Regions from separate parts of the Homo sapiens genome. Here region 2 is linked to region 1. The links are chromatin contacts, found by Hi-C or POLR2A ChIA-PET in ENCODE. All regions are on one chromosome and are shown on one strand. The core of a region is the stretch at or near the end of the contact, and the rest is flanking DNA. Distances in the headings are between cores, read along the strand shown.

The links. A loop is a pair of places that touch in the nucleus more often than their neighbours do. ChIA-PET counts read pairs that join two places held with the same protein, here RNA polymerase II (POLR2A). Pooled maps may share reads with other maps.
Region 2: a pooled map of gastrocnemius medialis shows a loop between it and region 1 (2.5-fold over the local background). The contact joins the enhancer-like site here to the promoter of ZNF622 in region 1. A Hi-C loop is called at or near these places in 1 of 50 pooled maps. POLR2A ChIA-PET finds 5 or more read pairs at or near these places in 2 of 52 experiments (AG04450 and PC-9).

The regions. Positions count from the first base shown.
Region 1 is chr5:16,464,485-16,467,533 of GRCh38, reverse strand. ZNF622 (zinc finger protein 622) reads left to right here and starts at 1,734. Exons shown (of 6, transcript NM_033414.3): 1 at 1,734-2,493. The coding sequence starts at 1,869. RefSeq lists enhancers at 15-74, 2,357-2,426 and a silencer at 327-549.
Region 2 is chr5:16,999,173-17,002,283 of GRCh38, reverse strand. No RefSeq gene overlaps it. Among named protein-coding and RNA genes, the nearest start is that of MYO10, 64 kb to the right of the region's middle. Within about 2 kb of position 1,848, at least 8 of the 41 ENCODE cell types and tissues checked have a DNase peak (open chromatin) inside an H3K27ac peak, as active enhancers do; they include PC-9, where a contact is called at or near this core.

The DNA of each region.
Region 1 (3,049 bases), core at 485-2,984:
AGAAACTGAAATAAAGCTTGATGCTAAATTTGGGGGTAATTTAATACAGAGTAGTAGATAACTAATACAGTACTGGAGAAAAGTTATGCCTGGTAAGGACTTAGGAAGGTAGGCACTATTTTTGGTAAGTGGATTTGGATAAGCCTCTCTTACAAAGGCATTTGGGCAGAGATCCAAAAAATAAGGAAGCAAGCCAGCAAAAGGATGTTCCAAGCAGAAGAGTAATGGATTTCTGACTTTCTGACTTAGTACCAACTAAAGTGCTTGTTAGAAGAACATCAAATGTGTCATTGCGACTCAAGTAGGGTGAGCAGGGTAGAGAAGGGGGTGTGGCAGGACCTCAGAGGGAGGGGTAGAGCCTCGGAGAATAGAAAGTAAGGTGTTTGAATTTGATTGAGTCAAGGGAAGGCACTGGAAGGTTTTTTAAAGCGCCATCTTCTTTTGGTTTTCTCTTGGCAGCCTGGATTCTGAGCATGCAACATTCGACTCTAACAAGGCTGACTCTGGTTCAACCAGGCTGTGTGGATGAAATCTACGACCTCCCCAAGCATTTGAAGTTCATGTTTTCTTTTTCTTTTGAGATGGAATCTTGCTCTGTTGCCCAGGCTGGAGTGCAGTGGCGCGATCTCGGCTCACCACAACCTCCGCCTCCCGGGTTCAAGCGATTCTCCTGCCTCAACCTCCCAAGTAGCTGGGATTACAGGTCTGCGCCACTGCGCCGGGACTAATTTTTGTATTTTTTAGCAGAGACTGGGTTTCGCCATGTTGGCCAGGCTGGTCTTGAACCCCTGACCTCAGATGATCCGCCCGCCTCGGCCTCGCAAAGTGCTGGGATTACGGGCGTGAGCCACCGCGCCTGGCCTGAAGTTCTTTTCTACAGAACTTTGCTGTCCTATATACATGAGGGTACACAGCCAACTGGGCACCTGGCACGGGTCTAGTCCAAATTGAGATGGGCTGTTAACTCTAAAACACACACTGGATTTCCAAGACTTAGAACCAACGACAGAGCGTAAAAGATCTAATTAATTCTTTTAGACTGATTACATGCTGAAATGACAGGATGGGCTAAATTAAACACATTAAAAGCAGTTTCACCGATTTCTCTTTACTCTTTAAAAATGTGGCTGCTATTAGAATTACCTACGTGGCTTGGACTGTGTGTCTACAGGGAGCTCCTCTCGCGCACTCTGTGCACTCAAATTCCGCCGGTGTCCTCCGCCGGAAGGGCCGCCTCAGAAAGGCCGAGCCCCCGGCCTGGCTTCTCCGGTTTCCCGGGAAAGCGTTGCAACCACGGGCGAGGGCTCCGAGGTCGGCCCCGAGGGGTAAGGGCAGCCCTTGCCTTCGCGACATCCATTCACCCGGCTCCGCAGGTGCAGCGCGCGGTCCTCAGAGAAACCCCGACCCTCGCGTCGCTGACCCGACCATTCATTAATCGGGGGCTTCCCAGGGCCCAGGAGCAGCCTCGGGCGCCCCACTCCCCCATTCTCGCGTAGCCGTCCCCTTGACCGCGTCACACCGAGCGGCACAACCACCAGGGAAGGTAACTGGGAGGGCGCGACCTCCCTCAATCAACAGCCACCTCGGGCTGACTGAGCGGACCCAGGTCCCTTTCAGCCACAGCGTTCCCTCGGCTTCCTGGGCCTCACGGCGGCGGAGGCGTGGCCACAGCCTGAGAGGCGGGTTTCCTGTCCAGTTGTGAATAACTTCCGACGTGTGCCGGAAGTTTCCTCAGTGACAATCAGGAAGTCGGCGTGTCGAGTGGCTCTTCCTGGCTGCTGAGGCGGGTTAAGGTCTGAGGGTCTTGTGGGGCCACGGCGCTGATCACCAGGTGTTTGGCTTGGTCGGTTCTTATTTCTCGCCTGGCAATGGCGACGTACACCTGCATAACTTGCCGGGTGGCGTTCCGCGACGCGGACATGCAGCGGGCCCACTATAAGACGGACTGGCACCGCTACAACCTGCGGCGGAAGGTGGCCAGCATGGCCCCAGTGACCGCCGAGGGCTTCCAGGAGCGAGTGCGGGCGCAGCGGGCCGTCGCGGAGGAGGAGAGCAAGGGCTCGGCCACCTACTGCACCGTTTGCAGTAAGAAGTTTGCCTCTTTCAACGCCTACGAGAACCACCTCAAGTCCCGGCGTCACGTTGAGCTGGAGAAGAAGGCCGTGCAGGCAGTGAATCGGAAAGTGGAGATGATGAATGAAAAGAACTTGGAGAAAGGACTGGGCGTGGACAGTGTGGACAAGGATGCCATGAACGCGGCCATCCAGCAGGCCATCAAGGCCCAGCCGTCCATGTCTCCCAAGAAGGCGCCCCCAGCGCCTGCAAAGGAGGCCAGGAATGTCGTGGCCGTGGGTACTGGTGGCCGTGGGACCCACGACCGAGACCCGAGTGAGAAACCACCCCGGCTCCAGTGGTTTGAACAGCAGGCGAAGAAGTTGGCAAAGCAGCAGGAGGAGGACAGCGAGGAGGAGGAAGAGGACCTGGATGGAGACGGTGATGGCCCTGTCTGGGCGGGGAGGGTAAAGAGGAACTTGGCCCACCCTTAAGTTTCCAGATTTATACTCGAGATGGGTGTGTGTGTGTGTTTGAGAGCTTTTAAGTAAAAATGATGAGGGAAGGTGGTTTAGACGCTTTCTGAAGTGCCTTATCTGGCCAGCAGGTTTGGCTGTTTAGTTCACTCAATTCATTCTCCAAGGCCTAAAACCTTGTCTGGAAAAAGAAGTGCTTAATGCATATTTGGAGAATGAATTGATGCCTTCTGTGTTTTGGATGAAGAGGCTTTTAACATATGCACAGGAGGACATGCTATCGTCATACCAGCTGCCGTGTAATTTGCGATTCTAGTGGGTTTCCAGTTATGATGGTTTTGCACTTAATTTAGTTGAGTAAAACAGAATGAGGGGATCAAAACCAACTCAGCCAGAAATTTGGAGCTGGAGCCAGCACCCTCACCTCTTTGCCTTTATGAGCTATTTATTCCTTACTTCCCTCATCCCACATCCTATTAACAGTGCTGGTGTAGGTGTTCATGTCTTAGTCTGTCCACTCT
Region 2 (3,111 bases), core at 599-3,098, 530 kb before region 1:
CCCCCGGATATTTTTATCATAGTTAAGCAACAATTGTCATTTGTTTTAGAAATAATAATGGTATTTTGATTATGTTGAAAGAGAAAATCCTTATATTTTGAAGACACAGACTGAAACATTTACAGATTTTTAAGAATTAATTTCTTATTTGACAAAGGAGGTATGTTCTGGGATTACTTCCTCAAAGAATTATGACTCTTTCCTCTTCCCCACCCTGAGCTAAAGTTCCCCTCCATCATATTTCAGTACTACCTTGTGTATATCTCCATCTTTGCACCTCCATGTTGCATAATAATCTGTTCATGTGAGTGTTTCTACCACTAGACCGAGCATCATTAGGTCGGTGATCATGCCATAATTGATTTGGTTTCTCCAATTCCTGACACATGGTGAATCAATAAATGAATGAATGCATGAACAATTCATTAACACCAATATTTTATTTTCAGCTCTACATGCTTATAGTAGCCAGGAGTTTCAAACTCCCCAATGCAAATGATGAATGGTTTCTGATTCCCAAGCTATAGAATTACCAAACAGCTTTCAGTCTCACTGTTTTAGCCATGTCTTCCTCCAAAGAATCGATGATTAATAGTCATAATAGCCAACTTTTATAGCCCACTTCCTATACACTGGGCACTGTTCCGAGTACTTATGTTTTAAATAATATTTTCATTACAGTCCTTTGACGTAAGGCCTAGTCTGATCATTCTCATGTTAGAGAAGAGAAACTGAAACACAGAGATGTGGGTCAGTGTCCAAGGTCTCTCATAAGGGGCAGACCTGGGATTCATACCCAGGAAAGCTGCTTCCAGAACATCTTCACTTGACCATGCTCAACAACCTCCCTAAGATAACTAGAGCCTTGCTAACCTAGTAGGTGTGGACTTTGCAGAAAGCTGCGTCTCTGGGCCATTGCAGTTCCAAGCACTTGATTCATAAGTGATCACTTTATTCATGCCAAAAAACACTATGAAATAAAGGCAACCTTAGGAAGATAAATAATCAGTATCAGAATAATGTAAGATAAAATACCATAGCAGAAGACTGTAAGATTGTCTTCAGATGTTTTGGGGGTTTTCTGTTTGTTTGTTTTTTGTTGTTGTTATTTTTTGTTTTGAGACAGAGTCTCTCCCTGAAGCCCAAGCTAGAGTGCAGTGGCACAATCTTGGCTCACTGCAACCTCCAATTCCTGGGTTCAAGTGATTCTCGTGCCTCAGCCTTCCAAGTAGCTGGGACTACAGGAACCTACCACCACACCTGGCTAATTTTTGTATTTTTAGTAGAGATGGAGTTTCGCCATGTTGGCCAGGCTGGTCTTGAACACCTGACCTCAGATGATCCACCTGCCTCGGCCTCTGAAGGTGCTGGGATTACAGGTGTGAGCCACAGCTTTCAGATGTTTAGTCAATCAAATTACTTCCCACTTCAGTACAGACATTTTGCCCAGCTAGTTAAAGAGTATTTTCTCGGGATGAGATCAGATGTGGCATTGACCCCATACATAAGACACCCATCATCTGACTGGGAACAAAAAATGAATTCCCAATTTAGCTCTTTCCTTGTGCCTCCTGCCCCATCTGGATACTGCTTCTTTCTTGGAATAATATCACAGTTAATCAAGGTTACAAAAACACGGAACATTCCTCCCTCATTTGAGGAATTTGGGATTGGTCAAAATCATTGTTGAACAAAATATCTAAGACAGAATGGGATAGAATTTACTTGATCTTTCCTTTTTTTCTTTTTCCAAGGAAGAAAGAGTCTCACTGACTCCAGGATTCTTGGCTTAGCCATTACTCAAGCCACAAATACTTCAGTTATCCAGTGAGTCAGCAGCCTTCAACCACACTTTTAAATAAAGGCCTTCTATCATGATATTTTTCATATGTGTTTTACTCCCTGTTGTATACCCTATAAATGCTAAGCTGTTACGATTTTTTTTTCCTCTCATTTCTTTCTGCGGAGATAGACCTGACATTTCTTTCAAGAAGACTGTTACTTATTTTCTACTAAGACTCAAACGACAAACTTTCTAGTGAATTCAATTGGGAGCTTCTTCTGGCCAATTCTAGCATTATTCTTTTTTTTCTCTTTTTTTTTTTTTTTTTTTTTTTGTTAATTTTTCTTTTTTTTCTTTGCAGACGGAGTCTCACTCTGTCGCCCAGGCTGGAATGCACTGGCACGATCTTGGCTCACTGCAACCTCCACCTCCTGGGTTCAAGCGATTCTCCTGCCTCAGCCTCCCAAGCAGCTGGGATTACAGGCATGCACCACCAGACCCAGCTAATTTTTTTTTTTTTTTCTGAGACGGAGTCCTGCTCTGTCACCCAGCTCCAGGGTTCAAGCAATTCTCTTGCCTCAGCCTCCCAAGTAGCTGAGATTACAGGCTCCCGCCACCATGCCCAGCTACTTTTTCTGTATTTGTAGTAGAGATGGGGTTTTGCCATGTTGGCCAGCCTGGTCTCAAACTCCTGACCTCAGGTGATCCGCCCACCTCAGTCTCCCGAAGTGCTGGGATTACAGGCGTGAGCCATCGTGCCCGGCCTTTTTTTTTTTTTTTCCCTACCTTATTGTGGTACAACATGCATATATAAAATATACAGTTTTAGCCATTTTTAATTATACAACTCAGCAGCATTAAGTACATTCACACTGCTATGCAACCATCACCACCATTTATCTCCAGAACTTGCTTCATCTTCCCAAATTTAAACTGTGTATCTCTTAAATTCAAATTCCTATCCCCCAACCTAGGCCTAGCAACCACCATTATACCTTCTGTCTCTCCTAATTTGTTCTTTGCTATTTCGATGGTTTTAATAAATGTAATTGGCCGGGTGCGGTGGCTCATGCCTGTAATCCCAGCACTTTGGGAGGCCGAGGCCGGTGGATCACGAGGTCAGGAGATCGAGACCACGGTGAAACCGTGTCTCTACTAAAAATACAAAACATTAGCCGGGCGTAGTGGCGGGCGCCTGTAGTCCCAGCTACTCGGGAGGCTGAGGCAGGAGAATGGCGTGAACCCGAGAGGTGGAGCTTGCAGTGAGCCGAGATTGCACCACTGCACTCCAGCCTGGGTAACAGAGTGTGACTCCGTCTCAAATAAAT